Regions from separate parts of the Homo sapiens genome. Here region 1 is linked to region 2. Evidence: chromatin loops called from intact Hi-C (ENCODE). Cell type or tissue: HepG2. All regions are shown on one strand. Links, peaks and the distances in the headings refer to the core of each region. The heading gives the core; the rest is flanking DNA. Region 1 overlaps NINL (ninein like). Region 2 overlaps ZNF337 (zinc finger protein 337).

Region 1 (8,342 bases), core at 23-8,022, 140 kb before region 2:
TATTCTCAGGGAAAATGGGCTTTTGTGTGCTAAGCTTACCTCTCTGGGTACTTAATTTACTACACTTTTTTTTTGTTTGTTTCTGAGACAAGATCTCACTCAGGCTCAATCACAGCTCACTGCAGCTTCAATCTCCCAAGCTCAAGTGATCCTCCACCTTGGCCTCCTGAGTAGGTGGGTCTACATGTGTGTACCACCACCCCCAGCTAATTGTTTTTTATTTTTAGTAGAGACAAGGTCTGGCTATGTTGCCCAGACTGGTCTTGAACTCCTGAGCTCAAGTGATTCTCCTGCCTTGGCCTACCAAAGTACTGGGATTACAGACCTGAGCCACCATGCCAAGCCTATCGCAGATTTTTTGACTGGCAATTTCTCACTGATTTATTTGCTCTTTACTGTTTTCAAAATATTTGTTTTTATTATTTTGTTCAGTTTTTCTAGTAGTCCTCCTTGAAAGCTTGGCCTGAGTTAGCTCACTTGCCACTATCAGAACATCTGAACTGCTTCTTCCTTTTTTTAGGGCTGCAAAAAGATTTCAACAAATGGAGCTACCAGGATTATTTAACCAATCCCATACTGAAAAAGCTGTTTCCACATTTTTCCTATCTGAATCAATGCTAGAATGCATACCTTGAATGCATGTCCTTTCACATGAAGATAGAAACTGTGAGTCTTTCCTCCTTGCATCCCTAGCATCTGGTGTTGCCTAGCACATAATAAGTCCCTCAAAAATAGTTGTCAAATACTAAACGAATGATGAAATTGCAATTTTGCTCATTCTAATCACAGATTCTTTTGTGTTGTTGGTAATAATTGCCAGCTGACTTTCTTCCATCCATCAAAGAGCAGTGGGATCAGATGGCCCAGTCTGGTGCCATTTCAGTCTGATACCATCTTGACCACACTTGTCTGTTTTCTTGTGTCCTTCTTTACAGTTCACAAAAGGCGAGCGGCAACCCCATATATTCAGGTATTTTACCAATAAGATACACCATCCCATCTCTGCATGATCTTAGACTCATTCATCACAAAGTAAAGAGGCTGCAATGTGTGATCTAGAGGTACTTTCAACTTCAAATTACAATTGTCTCTCAGTATCCCTGGGGGATTGGTTCCGGGACCCTTGGCAGATACCAAACTCCACAGATACTCAAGTCCTTTGTATAAAATGTAGTATTTGCATATAACCTATGCTCATCCTCCTGTATGTTTTAAATTAGCTCTAGATTACTTATAATAGCCAATACAATGTAAATACTATGTAAATAGTTTTAGGCTGCATTGTTTAGGAAATAGTGAGAAGAAAAAGGTCCATACCTGTTCAATAGAGATGTGACCATCCTTTCTTTTTCTGAATATATATATATGAGAGAATATATATATATGAGAGAATATATATATATATATGAGACAAGGTCTCATGCTGTTGCCCAGGCTGGAGTGCAGTGACACAATCACACCTCACTACAGCCTCAAACTCCTGGGCTCAAGCAATCCTCCCAGCTCAGCCTCACAAGTAGCTGGAATTACAGGTGCATGCCACCACATCCAGCTACCTTTAAGATTCTTCTGTAGAGACGAGGTCTCACTCTGTTGCCCAGGCTAATCTTGAACTCCTAGACTTAAGCAATCCTCTCACATTGGCCTCCCAAAGTGCTGGGATTACATGTGTGAGCCACCGCACCTGGCCTGTTTCATTTTTATGAGATTTCTGTATCAGTAACGTTTATATAATATCATATATGATAGTTACTACAAGGACTGGATATGTAGTATTTGTTTGTTTGCTTGTTTTTTTGAGATGGAGTCTTGCTCTGTCGCCCAGGCTGGAGTGCAATGGCGCGATCTTGGCTCACCGCAACCTCCACCTCCCGGGTTCAAGTGATTCTCCTGCCTCAGCCTCCTGAGTAGCTGGGATTACAGGTGCGTGCCACCACGCCGGCTAATTTTGTATTTTTATTAGAGATGGGGTTTCACCACATTGGTCAGGCTGATCTCCACCTCCCGAACTTGTGATCCACCTGCCTTGGCCTCCCAAAGTGCTGGGACTACAGGTGTGAGCCACTGCGCCTGACCCAGATATGTAGTATTTGAACTGAAAAGCCAATCCATTCTCCTGGATAAAGGGTTTATCTTGGTTTTGAGACTCCCTGAAATCTCTACCATTGGGTTTCTTGTAGAAAAACTGGGACACCTATACGGATATTTCTGACTTGATACCGCTTCCCTTAAATCTCTGTATGACGTTCCACCTATAGGGGCTGTGGGAGCTCTGCCCTGTCTGTGGTATGAAGCAGAGAAGCAAGCAGAGCCTGAAAAGAAAAATGGTCCACCATGACCAACCATCTCCGAGGAGACAGGATGAAGGGACAGGCAGGGAGAGGTGAACGCTAGGCATCTGCAGCACCAGCAGGGTGCTCTCGAAATGTTACAGAGAGAAGAGAAAGGATAACGTCAGAGCAGAGTCGAGAGCACTAGTGCAAACAAAGTGACTTCTTAGTTTATCTAACATCTGACTTGCTTTCTGGGAAGCATGGCTGTAGGAGGGGATGGAGCTGGGACAGACGGAAGGACGATGGCTGGACACGCATGGCTATCCCAGGGGGAGCTGAGTCAGAAAGGGCCCGGCTCCTGCCACTGCTTGTGGTACCCAACTTTCTTCTCATCCCCTCCCCACACACATATGAGAAGCCTCAGGCCTCCTGAAAGGAAATTCCATCTCAGATGAGCCGCTTTTCAGGGTGCGTGTGACAGGGTTCCAGTCAGAAATCTCATGTAACCCAAGCGAATTTCTCTCCTTGCTGATGCTCTAATACCAATCATGGTTATTCTATCAGAATTGGATGTTTCTGTCTTGTATCATTCCTGTAAACATAAAGTGAAGAAATCCTTGGGAATGACGTGGCTTATTCAATCAGCAGAGCCTGCAATCTGAACGTGGACCCAAAGTTACTCTTTTGGTTTTGAATTTTCCAAAGTTTGATTTCTAAATTCTTGATTTTTCAAAAATATCAATTCAGCAAGAGACAGACTCAAATTAAAATATATATATATATATATATGTGTGTGTATATATATATATATAAATAAATAAACGGGACCATCTGTCTGTATTGCTTAAATAACCAGAGCGTTGATTTTTCATAAATGTGCCTTTTGCTCATCTATGTCCCAAACACACTTCCAGGTGATATCAAGAGAGGCTAGATCATTATCTATCAATAACACATTTGCCTTCTTAAGCGCATTGAAAAATGCAGGAATAGAAACCAAAGTCAGAGAAAGGGCATGAGTTTGCCTGAGGAGAGTTCCTTATGAGGGAGGCACAGTGCCCTGCTGACAGGGCAGGTGAGGCTTCTTTGAGGAACTAACAAGAAGTCGGATTCAACCAGACTCTCTACTAGGCCAGCAGTGAGTGGTTCTTTTCTTCATTTGTTTTGGCCCAAGGGCCATTTCAGGAAAATTTACTGGCTGGGTTTCTTTTCCCCAATTCAAAATAAAAATACTGGCTGGGTGCAGTGGCTCATACTTGTAATCATAGCACTTTGGGAGGCCAAGGCACGTGGATTGCTAGAGCTCAGGCATTCGAGACCAGCCTGGGTAACATGGCAAAACCCCATCTCTACAAAAAAAATACAAAAATTAGGCCGGTGTGGTGGTGCAGGCCTGTAGTCCCAGCTACTTGGGGGACTGAGGCGGGAGGATTGCTTGAGTCTGGGAGTTGAAGGTTGCAGTGAGCTGAGACGGCTCCACTACACTCCAGCCTGGATGACAAAGTGAGACTGTCTCAAAAAAACAAACGAAAAGAAAATACTGAGTCTTGTGGAAAAAATATTATTCCTTCAAAGTTAAGATGACCAACAAGATAAGGCACTGCTGTTAGCAGTAACATCCAGGCATGTTTAAGAAGTAGGAATGGGGAGGTGCTTTTTAGTGTTTTGATCATGAAAGCAGGTTGCAGTCTAGGACCAAGATCCCCATTCTAGATGATCTTGACCTTCTGATAGAAAAGAACCCTCTAATTTCACGTTTTCTATCTGGCCTAGATGAAATTATGGGATACTTTTGGACATGGGTATCCTTTGTTCTTTCAACAGTAGCTTGCAATTGTTTTGTCCAACTCCTAGATGGACTTCAAACTGTGAAATTGTGTAAGACAATCTGCCTTCAAGGGACTGTGACGCTCTCTCTGATTACCAGTGTGAGCTGCTCACAGGTCCAACCCATGTGGTCTTTGTGAATCACACACCACTGGCCTATACCAAACTCCTTCCCCATTCTGCCCCTGTGACAAACCACTAAAATATCTCTCTGGAAAAACAAAACCAAACCTCTGGAAGTTACCACATTAAAAACAAGTAATCTTAAGAAACCACTTTCTACAATGTAGAATTTCCATAGAGGGAAAAACTAGGACACTGTTCCATTTGCTAATAACTTTCCTTTGACACTTGAATCCTTATTCAGCTGATATTTATCAAATGCCCATAAGAGCCAACTATAGACCCCGTGCTTTCCTTTATGACAATGAAGTCCAACACTCACCCTGGCGAAATGGTCGTTTCCGAGAAGCGTCTGCAGGAGGACGGGCAGCTGCTGCTCCAGGTGAAGCTTAAGGCAGAGCTGGGTCAGCTCCTGGCGGTCCAGAAAGCCAGTCCCCGTGGTGTCGCAGCTGCTGTAGACTTCCCTGAGCTGCGAGACATAGTGGTTCTCTTCTTCATCCATCCCATAGCAGGCTGGCAGTGTGCAAGGGAAGAAGAAAACATCAGGACACTTTCCCACCTCCCCTCCCATTCCCACACTGCCGGTGAGCACCGAGCTACATGGTCCAAGCAGACGCAGGAGCTGGCATGTGGGGAAGGCACCAGGGACCCTTGCAGGGCCAAGCACACAGTGGGAGGACTCAGCTCCACCCTTGCAGGAGAGGCCAGAGCAGGTTAACAGGGAGTGAGGATAAATAGTCCTTCAGTCGTCAGTCACAAGAACCAGAATTTCTTTGTTGTATGAAAAATATCCATTAGGCCAGGTATGGGTGACTCACGCTTGTAATCCCAACACTTTGGGAGAAAAAGGCGGGAGGACTGCTTGAACCCAGGAGTTCAAGGCTGCAGGGGCCTTGACAGTGCCACTGTTCTTCAGCCTGGGCAGCAGAGTGAAACCCTATCTCAAAAAGGAAACTATTCTAGAATAATTAGAAAATAGAGATATGTAGTATAAAGAAAACTAAAACCATCAAAAATTCCACTACCATATAAAAACACTACTATTAATATTTTGACCAGCATACAATCTGATTTTTTTTTTTTTGGGAGACAGGGTCTTGCTCTATTGCCCAGGCTGGAGTGCAGTAGCGTAATCTCAGCTCACTGCAACCTCTGTCTCCTGGGTTCAAGTGATTCTCCTGCCACAGCCTCACAAGTAGCTGGGACTACAGGTGCACGCCACCACTCCCAGCTAATTTTTCTATTTTTACTAGAGACGAGGTTTCACCATGTTGGACAGGCTGGTCTTGAACTCTTGACCTCAAGTGATCGCCTGCCTTGGCCTCTCAAAGTGCTGGGATTACAGGTGTGAACCACCGCACGCAGCCCAGATTAATTTTTCTGTACACACGTACAAATGTAGTTTTTTTCCTTACAAGGGTTTCTGTTTTTTTTTCAAATAATAGGTAGTAAAAATTTTACTGAATTGTACTAAATGAAAGTGCTTACAATAAGGAAAAAAAGGAAACTCCAATAAAAATACACAGAGGATGTTAATAAATCACAAAAGATATATATATATAATTAATAACCATCTAAAAATGCTCAAATTAAAACCAAGATATGCTATTTGTAACTGTCAAATTATCAAGACTAAAAATCCTGGATGCCTCTTGTAAGCAAGGGATCTCGTCCACTGCTGGAGGAAGGAATTGGCAAACATTTCTGGGGGGTACTTTGTCTTTATATCAAGAATACTTAAAATATTAACTGGCCTAGTATCTACTTACATGAAATTCCTTATATTTAAGAAAATAGTTACAGACAAAGATATGAGTTCATCAGAATATTATTTATATAAGGACAGGAAAGAAAATAACCTAAAATATCCAACAGAAGAATAGTTTGTCAAATTACTGTGTATTTATATGACAGAATATTAAACAGTCTTGAAATTCACATTTATTTATTTTTGACTGTTTAGAGACAGGTTCTCACTCTGTCACCCAGACTGGAGTGCAGTGGCACAATCATAGCTCACTGTAACCTTGAACTCTTGGGCTCAAGAGATCCTCTTGCCTCAGCCTCTCAAGTAGCTGGGACTATGGATGCATACCACCGTGCCCAGCTAATTTATTTAAAATTTTTTTACCAAGATAGGAGTCTCACTATGTTACCCAGGCTGGTCTCAAACTTCTGGACTCAAGTGATTTCCTGCTGCGGCCTCCCAAAGTGCTGGGATTACAAGGTGTAAGCCACTGCACCCAGCCAAAATCACATTTCTGAAAAATATTTAATAGAATGGGCAGTGTAGAAGAATAAAAACTTTATAATAATAGTAATAACTAATCTACTTACTGGTCACTTTACATATAATAATTCATTTATGCCTTATAACAATTCTACCAGGAAGCTTCTGCAACTTTCTGGAGGAAAATATATTTAAAAAAAGGGAAAAAAGAAACAAATACATCAAAATGGTAAGAAATGCTTTCATGGTATTACACATTTATATTTCCTATTTTATATATTTTTATATCTCTCAAAAATTTTAGAACAAGTAGAACACTTTTGTAAGTAGAAAATGTTACTAAAACACAAAAAACATTAAAGCCCTAAAGATATTCAGATAAACCACATAAAACCACCAATATTAGGCCATCATTCTGACCCACAAAAACGGCAATTTCATATGGTTCAGCCTATAAGGTAGGCACAAGAACTAAGGAACAATTCTAAAAAAGAGGAAATATAAGGAAACAACAACATGAAAAGTCAATCAAGCTCATTCATAATCAAGTAATTCGTAAACATGAAACAATGAAGCAACATCTCTTTCCAGCAAGGCACAGCACAGTAAATGCCAGTTCTATATAGATGTCGCTTTAATGTGGCGGGAGGCGTTTACTTGCCATCATCCACACAGGGTACGGAAGTTGGAGTCAGAAAAAGAATGTATGAGGAGTTGAAAATCTGTTCAGATCAACTCCCCAATGGAAAATGTGCATGCTCCTCATCTTACTCAGGAAAACAATATAATCAGTGATATAAAAATTAATGTTGGCCAGGTATGGTGGTGTGAGCCTGTAGTCTCAGATTCTCAGGAGGCTGAGGCAGGAGGATAGCTTGAGCCCAGGATTCAAGGCTACAGTGAGCCATGATCACACCATTGCACTCTAGCCTGGGTGACAGAGCAAGATCTTGTCTCTTAAAAAAAAAAATTAAGTAGAATCTTCATGGTGACATTAAACTGATTGTAGAAGGTGAACACATCTGACCTTTTAATTAAACACCTGTTGATAAGCTGTTAAAAACAGCCAGTATCTACACTGAGAATGAACAAACCGGTTCATAGTCTCAGAGGTGCAGGTGAAAATGATAATCTGCTCAGCATCTGCAAGGGCCTGCCCTATTTGCTAATCAAATTACTCAACCCTTCTCAGACAGGAGTAGACAGAGGTTCAGACAGGGCGAAGACGAGTGAACTGTGAACATCTGCCTCCTCTTTCAGACTGTTTTGAGATGGTAACAATGAAAATGGACAGAAAACCATAAACAATAAATCGGAAAGCAAACTAAGCCTGGGCAACATGGTGAGACCCCGTCTCTACAAAAAACAGAAAGAACTAGCTGGGCGTGGTGGTGCATGCCTGTAGTCCCAGCTACTTGGGAGACTTAGGTAGGAGGATCACCTAGAGGCCAGGAAGTCGAGGCTGCAGTGAGCTGTGATAGCGCCACTGCACTCCAGCCTCAGCAACAGAGCCAGACCTCGTCTCAAAATAAATAAATAAATACAAATGAAAAAGAAAGACAAGTGGTAAAATTCAGAATGTGAAAGGCAAGGAATGGGGACAGAGGGCAGAGTGGCTGGTGGAAGGACCCCAGGCAAAGGGGAGCAGGATGCCTCCAGGGCTCACCCAGCCCACCAGGGCCCAATTTCCAGCCCTTTCCCGTGTCTCCAAGAATCATGAAAAAATCTGTTTTGAAAATTCCTCTACTTTTTTTCTCTTTTATGTTTAGTTGTAACCAATTCAACCATTTAAAGCATATAAAATAAAGAACATAAAATAAGCCTGTCCCTTTATCCTCCCTGCTTCCCAGAAGAATCACTGCTTGGAACACAGGCTTTGAGATCATTTC
Region 2 (8,342 bases), core at 240-8,239:
GGGATCTCTCATTGTAACTTGCATTTCCCTGATGATTAGTGAGGTTGAGCATTTTTCCATATACTTGTTGCCTATTTGTATGTCTGTCTTCTTTTGAGACATGCCTATTCAGATCCCTTGCCACTTTTTAATTAGATTATTTGGGTTTTGTGTCGAGTTGTTTGAGTTCCTTGTATATTCTGTATATTAGTCCCTTACAAGATGAATAGTTTGCAAATATTTTCTTCTATTCTATATGTTGTCTCTTCACTCTGTTGTTTTACTTGCTATGCAGAAGCTTTCTAGTTTCATATAATCCCATTTGTCAATTTTTGGTTTTGTTGGCTGTGATTTTGAGGTCTCCGTCACAAAATCTTAGCCTAGACCAATTCCTGAAGCATTTTCCCTATGTTTGCTTCTAGCAGTTTTATGATTTCAGGTCCTACACTAAGTCTTTAATCTGTTTTTAGCAGATTTTTTTGCATATGGTAAAAGATAGGGGTATAGTTTTATTCTTCTGCATATGGCTGTCCAGTTTTCCTAGTACCATTTATTAGACAGTGTCCTTTACCCAATGTATATTCCTGGTGACTGTTAAAAATCAGTTGGCTGTAAATACATGAATGTTTTTCTGTGCTATTTATTCTCTTCATTGGTTTAGTATATATAGAAAGGATGCCTCCCACTTTGTTCTTTATGCTTACATTGCTTTGGCTATTTTGAGATTTTTTGTGGTTCCTTACAAACTTTAGGAGTATTTTTTCTATTTTTGTGAAGAATGTCATTGGTAGTTTGATAAGGATTGCATTAAATTTGTAGATTGCTCTGGGTAGTATGGTCATCTTAACAACATTAATTCTTTTGCTCCTTAAGCGTGGCATGTCTTTCTGTTTGTGTCCTCATCAATTTTTTTCATCAGTATTTTTTGGTTTTCATTGCCTAGGCCTTTTATCTCTTTGTTAAATTTTTTCCTAGGTATTTAATTTTTTTGTAGCTACTATAGTTGGGATTGCTTTTTTGATTTTTCAACTAGTTCATTATTAGTGTATAGAAATGCTACTGATTTTAGTATGTTGATTTTTGTCTCCTGCAACTTTACTGAATTTGTTTGTTCTAAGTTTTTTGGTGAAGTCTTTAGGATTTTCTATATTTAAGATCATCTTGTCTGTAAAGAGGGATAATTTGCCTTTCTGTTTTCCAATTTGGATGCCTATTTCTTTATCTTGCCTGATTCTAAGACTTCCACTACTATGTTAATAAGAGAGGTGGAAGTAGGCATTTGATTCATGTTTCAGTTCTTGGAGGAAAGGCTTTCAGCTTTCCCCTATTCATTATGATGTTAGCTGTGGGTTTGTAATATGTGGCTTATATTATGTTGAGGTATGTTTTTTCTATGCCTAATTTGTTGACAGTTTTTATCAGGATGGGATGTTAACTTATATAAAATGCTTTTCCTGCATCTATTGAGAGGATCATAGTTTTTGTCTTTCAATCTGTTGATGTGATATATCACATTTATTGATTTGCATATGTTCAACCTCCTTTGCATACCTGAGGTAGATTCCATTGATCATGGTATATTATCTTTTTGATGTGTTGCTAGGTTCAGTTTGCTAGTACTCTTGAAGATTTTTACTGTATGTTCATTAGGGACTTTTTTTGGCTGTTGTTTCCTTAGTATCAGAGTAATGCTGGTCTCAGAGGTCAAGTTTGAAAGAATTCGTGCCTCTTCATGTTTTTGGAATAATTTGAGAATTAATGTTAGTTGTTCTTTATAAGTTGAATGTAGCAGCAATGCCATCTGGTCCTAGATTTTTCACTGTTGGGAGACTTTTTATTATGGATTCAACCTCATTACTTATTATTAGTCTGTTCAGGTTTTGTATTCCTTTTTTTTTTCAAGATTGAAAAATTGCTATTTATTTAAAAAAACTTCTGAATTAAATAGGCAAATGGCAATAACTGGTATATACATTAATTCAAAGTATTTTCACTGAGCACTAAATAGAATAGTTTCCAATCTTTTCACTAAGAACCCCTTTTAAAGAATGCCCAAAACTGGCCAGTTGCGGTGGCTCAGGCCTGTAATCCCAACACTTTGAGAGGCCGAGGTGGTCGGATTACAAGGTCAGGAGTTCGAGACCAGCCTGGCCAACACAGTGAAACCCCATCTCTACTAAAAAATACAGAAAAAATTAGCTGGGCATGGTGGTGGGAGCCTGTAATCCCAGTTACTCGGGAGGCTGAGGCAGAATTGCTTAAACCTGGGAGGCAGAGATTGCAGTGAGCCGAGATGGTGCCATTGCGCTCCAGCCTGGGCAACAGTGCGAGACTCTGTCTCAAAAAAAAAAAAAAAAAAAAGAAAAGCCGGGCACGGTGGCTCACACCTGTAATCCCAGCACTTTGGGAGGCCGAGGCAGGTGGATCACGAGGTCAGGAGTTCAAGTCCAGCCTGGCCACAATGGTGAAACCCCATCTCTACTAAAAATACAAAAAATTAGCTGGGCGTGGTGGCACATGCCTGTAATCCCAACTACTCTGGAGGCTGAGGCAAAGAATTGCTCAAACCTGGAGGGGTGGAGGTTGCAGTGAGCCGAGATCACACCACTGCACTCCAGCCTGGGCGACAGAGTGAGACTCTGTCTCAAAAAAAAAAAAAAAAAGCCTAAAACTTAGTTTATTTAAGTCTTTAATCAAGAAATCTAAAGCTGCTAATCAGAGTTTTGAATCACCATTAGATGACTAGGCTAACAACCTTGAGGTCATATAATGTGGGTTTTAAAAGCTTTGTTTAAACTATACTTTCTAACAGAGGGGATTCATTGGTCTCAGGTGATTAATCACAGGTTCAAGTGCGAGATACTGTATATACATAAATAAAATAAAGTAATAGGTATCATTTATAAGGATAAATAACATATGGCCCTGGTATATTCAAGGGGAATAATGTCTTAATTTTTATGGTTGTACAATTAGTGATGGGCAGGGAGACAGATACAAATGACTGACCCACAAGGGAGAACCTAACAAGGGCAATAGAAGAGATAAAAGTCCGGTGCCCTAGGGATGCAGCAGAAAGGGTGCTGGGAGGCTTTAGGGACCAGGTGGCATCTAGGTCAGATCAAGATATGAATGGATGTCAATGTGTGTGTGTGTGTGGGAGGGACCTTCAAGGCTGGAGAAAACAAAGTGAGCCAAAACACTGAGCCACAGGAGTACTCCCTGCTCAGATGACAGTGAAGCATTTGTTCTGAGTAAAAATATGTAATCTAATAAAAGACTGCATAAAACACTGGAAAACCTCACGCAACAAGAGCAGGAAACAATGCTTGTGAGTATTTCTTAACAGCAATTCAAAAGAGTATCTGAGGTGGCCTGTGGAACGAACGAGAGAACAAAATATCTTCCTAAAGGCAGAGGCACCACATGTTCTTGGTGGAGGTTAAGTAGCCAAGGATCATACCGCAAGCCCACCTCCACTCTGAGACCCCAGTCCCTTGGAATCAAATCCACAGCAAAAATCTTACTTAATGGAAAATCTCTCCCTTCCCAAAATGTAAAACAAAAACAATATAGGCAAACAAAACTGAAAACAAAAAGAGATAATCAGAGCAAGCTTTAGCCTCTCATACTTCACCTATGCCCCAACTGCCATGTTACTGAGAAAAGGGTCTGCCCCATTACTTAAATGGATTCATTACTGCAGAACATGACAAAATTTAGCATATCACTGATCCTACTATGTCCCTCCCTATAAAAAAAAAACAAACCACACAAAATATAACCTTACCCTGAATAAAAGTCAGCATTGACCTAAGGATCCTACTGTAATGTGACTACCCTAACCCAGGAAACCTTAATCCTGTTCTGACCTATTCACACAAAAAATCCCCATTCTTAGAGCTTTGGAAGCATTACAAACATTGTTGCATTAGATTCCTCTTTTGAGGTATTCTGAAGCCTTGAAACACAGCAAATTTACATATTTTTCTATACTACCACTGAAGGGTAATTATCATAAAAGGCCTACAACCAAAATCCTCATCCCCTGATTCTTAGGCTATTTTTTTTCCCTCAGATGAAATAATAGGAAACACACACAAAAAGATGAAAGTCATACAAAAATAAAAACATAGAATCTGTAAGTGTCATCACACTAACAGTCTTAACTGTGCTAAAGAGAAAAAGAATTTATTTGGTTTACTCAAGCTCTGGGCATTTTATAAAGTACTCAAGACATTAACAGCTTATAAAAGTAGTGGAAAAAATTTAGGTGGGAGCATAAAACTAACTCCTTCGTTCAAAATGCCAAGTTCATAAGAAGGGATTTGTGGCAAACTGTCTGCACAGGGCTGCCTCAGACACCAGCCCAATCTTGGGCTGACGGCCTTGGCCTTTGTGCTCAGGTCAGTTTCTGAGGTGCAGGGATGTTGGCAGATGCCTGCTTGAGGTACGTGGAGGAGCCCTGAGGGCTGCTGCCTGGTGTTCTGTGCTGCACATTTGATGCCCTTCAGCACCTGTTGCCAGTGCCTCAGCTTTGTCAAGTGCTTCTGGACCAGTGTGTATTTCTGTTGTAATTCATTCCTTAGTTCTGAGACATCCTCTTTGGTAACTTGCTCTGGTGTCTGGACAAGTAATTGCAATCGTTTTTTGTAGGAAAACATTCTGCCTGTGTTGCAATATCCAGAAACTCCTAGATATACTGATCAACAGCAGTTTGAATGTTTTCCTGATCAGTGCCATTGACATAGTCCTGACTCACCAGAGAAGCAAAGCAAGCCTCGAAAGATGGCTCCAATTCATTCACCAGGTACTGTGAGAAGGTCTCAGAGTATCTGGTGCTGCCTGAAGAAGTGAAGCCTGGCCCCGGAGCTCCAATGTGGGTAGTGGGGGCCCTGGTGGCTGCCAAGAGAACATACCACCTAGTGGAGCCACCGTGTCTCGAATAGCCTGTATTTCTTTATGATTCAATCTTGTTATATAAAATGCATCTAGGAATTTATTCATTTCCTCTAGGTTTTCCACTTTGTTGGTGTATAATTGTTCATAAGTCTCTAATGAACCTTTGCATTCCTCGTTATTGATTTCTAGTTTTATTCCATTGTTGTCTGAGAAGATGCTAGATATGATTTCAATTTTTTTTTTTTTTTGAGACGGAGTCTCGCTTTATCGCCCAGGCTGGAGTGCAGTGGCGTGAACTCGGCTAACTGCAAGCTCCACCTCCTGGGTTCACGCCATTCTCCTGCCTCAGCCTCCTGAGTAGCTGGGACTACAGGCGCCCACCACCACGCCCAGCTAATTTTTTGTATTTTTAGTAGAGACAGGGTTTCACTGTGTTAGCCTGGTCTCGAACTCCTGACCTTGTGATCCGCCTGCCTTGGTGTCCCAAAGTGCTGGGATTACAGGCATGAGCCACCGCACCCAGCCTTAATTTTTAAAAATTTGTTGAGGCCAGGCTTGGTGGCTCACGCCTGTAATCCTAGTATTTTGGAATCTGAGGATCCTCAAGTGGGAGGATTGTTTGAGGCCAGGAATTTGAGGCCAGACTGGGCAACATAGTGAGGCATTGTCTCTACAAAAAGTTGAAAATTAGCTAGGCATTGTGGTGTGCACCTATAGTCCTTGTTACTTGGGAGGCTGAAGAGGGGATAATTTGAGCTCAGGAGTTCAAGGCTGCAGTGAGCTGTAGGACTGCATTCCTGCCTGGATGACAGGGCGAGACCGTGTCTAAAAAAAAAAAATGTTGAGACTTATTTTGTGGCCTAATGTATGGTTTACCCTTTAGAATGTTCCATGTGCTGATGAGAAGAATGTGTGTTCTACAGCTGTTGGATAAAAGATTCTGAAAATGTCTGTTAGGTCCATTTGGTCTAAAGTGCAGTTTAAATCCAGTGTTTGTTGATTTTCTGTTTAGACGATCAAATGCTGACAGTGGAGTGAAGTTCTCAATAGTTATTGTCTTGGAATCTTTATTTTTACAGTGAATAATATTTGCTTTATGTATCTGAGTGCTCTGTTGTTGGGTATATATATATATTTAGAGTTGTTATCTACTGTTACACTCCAGTAGCATTTTTGCTATGAAGTGAATCTCCTGGGTTGGATGCTATATTACTTGGTATTTCATGTCTTTGGATCAGGCGTGAATAATAGTGCTGGCTGAGCCTTACAGGACTAGAAAGGCAAATCCATGTTTGGAATAAATCCAGGTATTTATCCCTGTGAGGTTGAACCACTGTACTTTAGAGGCTGGCAGGTGGCTGAAGTAGTCAATTTGTCCCCCAGTAAGTAGTTTATTTTCTTGAGGAATAGTGTCACATTAGGGACTCAACTTTCTGCTGATACATGCTGGGTAGTTCTTGGCAATTCTTTAGGTATCTATGTACCATTTTCCTCCTTTATCAAGACCAACACTTGTGCACTGGGTTATCCTTAGACATAATCATAATTACTGGCCTGGTGGCTGGGAGAGGAGGTTGGACCAGCTCCTGGGAGAGCAGCACCTATTCCCTTGTGAACATAATTTGCAGGTACAGTACAAAATGAAAATGGGGACCTTTGTTCAAAAGGTAGAGGAAAACATGCCATAAAAACAAAGTTTCTTTTTTTCTGTGGAATAATATATATAAGGTCGCACACGGTGGCTCATGCCTGTAATCCCAGCACTTTGGGAGGCTGAGGTGGGTGGATCACGAGGTCAGGAGTTTGAGATCAGTCCAGCCAATATGGTGAAACCCTGTTTCTACTAAAAATACAAAAATTAGCCAGGCATGGTGGCACACGCCTGTCATCCCAGCTACTTGGGAGGCTGAGGCAGGAGAATTGCTTGAATCCAGGAGGCAGAGGTTGCAGTGACCTGAGATCGTGCCACTGCACTCCAGCCTGGGCAACAGAGCATGACTCCATCTCAAAAAAAAAAAAAAAAAAATATATATATATATATATACACACACATATAAATAAAATTATGTATATATTATATATATATGTGTGTGTGGTTGTGTATATATGTCAACCTTTCCTGTTCATCATTATATTGTGCATTGCCCATTTAAATCAGCACAATCAGTGAAATGACACAATTTCTACTTTGTTGCTCCTATTAGGATTTTTTTTTTAGAACATTAGAAATGTTGCAGAAACTAATTCAGCCTTGTTTTTGTTTTTGTTTTTTTTAGACAAGGTCTTGCTCTATTGCCCAGGCTTGAGTGCAGTGGCGCAATCACAGCTCACTGCAGCCTCAACTTCTCAGGCTCAGGTGATCCTTCCACCTCAGCCTCCCAAGTAGCTTGGACTATAGGCATGTGCCACCACACCTGGCTAGTTTTTTTAGAGATGGGATTTTGCCACTTTGGCCAGGCTGGTCTTGAATTCCTACACTCAAGCAATCCACCCAACTTGGCATCAGAAAGTGTTGGGATTATAGACGTGAACCACTGTGTCTAATGTCTAATTCAACTGTTTTACTTCACTTCTCCATATGCACATTCTACCAGTGCACTCTAACTTCAAGTTGAGTAAGAAACAGAGAAAGTAGCTATGAGTTGCCTTATGTTTCCAATCCCTTGTGTGTGATCATTTTCAACACAAGTGGTTGGCTAATAAGAGGAACTTGAGCAGGAAATGCGTTGACCGGGTTCCTTGGCTGTTTATGCTAAGACATTGTCTTCTGAGTTCAAATCAAATTCTGGGTCCAAATGGACAGTGGTGTCTCTTGGGGCTGTCAGTGTCCCAGATCACTCAGATGTAAATGTGTTTAATATGGAAGAGGAGCACAGAATTCTGGTGAACCCACAATGTGCAGTGAAACTCAAAATGAGTATGAGGAAAGTTATGGAAGTTGAAGGGCAAGCATCACAAATACCATTTACAAAAGGATAGGCATATTGCATGTATCTTCCCTGTGCTGGACAAGGGTTGTGTGCAGCTATGTAGGGCACATGCTCATTAAGCTGGCCTTAATTGTGAAGGTTCTGTGGTAATGAATGGTGGAAATGCTATTCCTAAGGAAGGATGGGCCATCTCTACACACCCAGATGGTCTGTGGCTGGGAGCATGGCAGAGGCAATCTTGGGCATCCATGGAGATGTTCCGGTGTCATTTTTCAGGATCCCAGATTTTCCTTACGAAGGGTCTGACCTCTACAAAATAGACATGCATTGGCTGAGCATTCCAACATCTGTAGAGCTCTGCTACAGGCCTTCAGCCCACATATTTGGGCAATAATTCTGCCTTCTATCCAAGAAGATAAAGGCCTTGTAAGCACTCACCAGGGAGTCCTGGTTTACTTAACCATTAACTGTTTGCTAATGGCTGAATGAAGTCTTCAATTTCTCAAGGTCCTTCTGCAGGTGGTAATGCAG

The links. Hi-C counts contacts between places; a loop is a spot of excess contacts. Peaks named below come from ENCODE experiments on the same cell type or tissue, not always from the same donor. Only the 100,000 strongest peaks of a DNase experiment are listed, where the experiment ranks them.
Region 1: a loop joins it to region 2, with 1.8 times the contacts of the local background. A loop is called at or near these places in 1 of 110 quality-filtered maps.

What each region holds. Positions count from the first base shown.
Region 1 is chr20:25,521,863-25,530,204 of GRCh38, forward strand. NINL (ninein like) reads right to left here. Exons shown (of 24, transcript NM_025176.6): 2 at 4,546-4,736. The coding sequence starts at 4,725. Among named protein-coding and RNA genes, the nearest start is that of NINL, 59 kb to the right of the region's middle. RefSeq lists enhancers at 4,171-4,726, 4,727-5,281. In HepG2, for the core only: no CTCF peak of the experiment used is centred there; DNase peaks (open chromatin) are centred at 4,179 and 5,029.
Region 2 is chr20:25,665,476-25,673,817 of GRCh38, forward strand. ZNF337 (zinc finger protein 337) reads right to left here. Exons shown (of 5, transcript NM_015655.4): 5 at 7,720-8,342. All of the region lies in intron 2 of ZNF337-AS1 (ZNF337 antisense RNA 1), which reads left to right. It also overlaps the pseudogene MED28P7. Among named protein-coding and RNA genes, the nearest start is that of ZNF337, 27 kb to the right of the region's middle. In HepG2, for the core only: a CTCF peak has its summit at 4,877; DNase peaks (open chromatin) are centred at 4,746 and 5,636.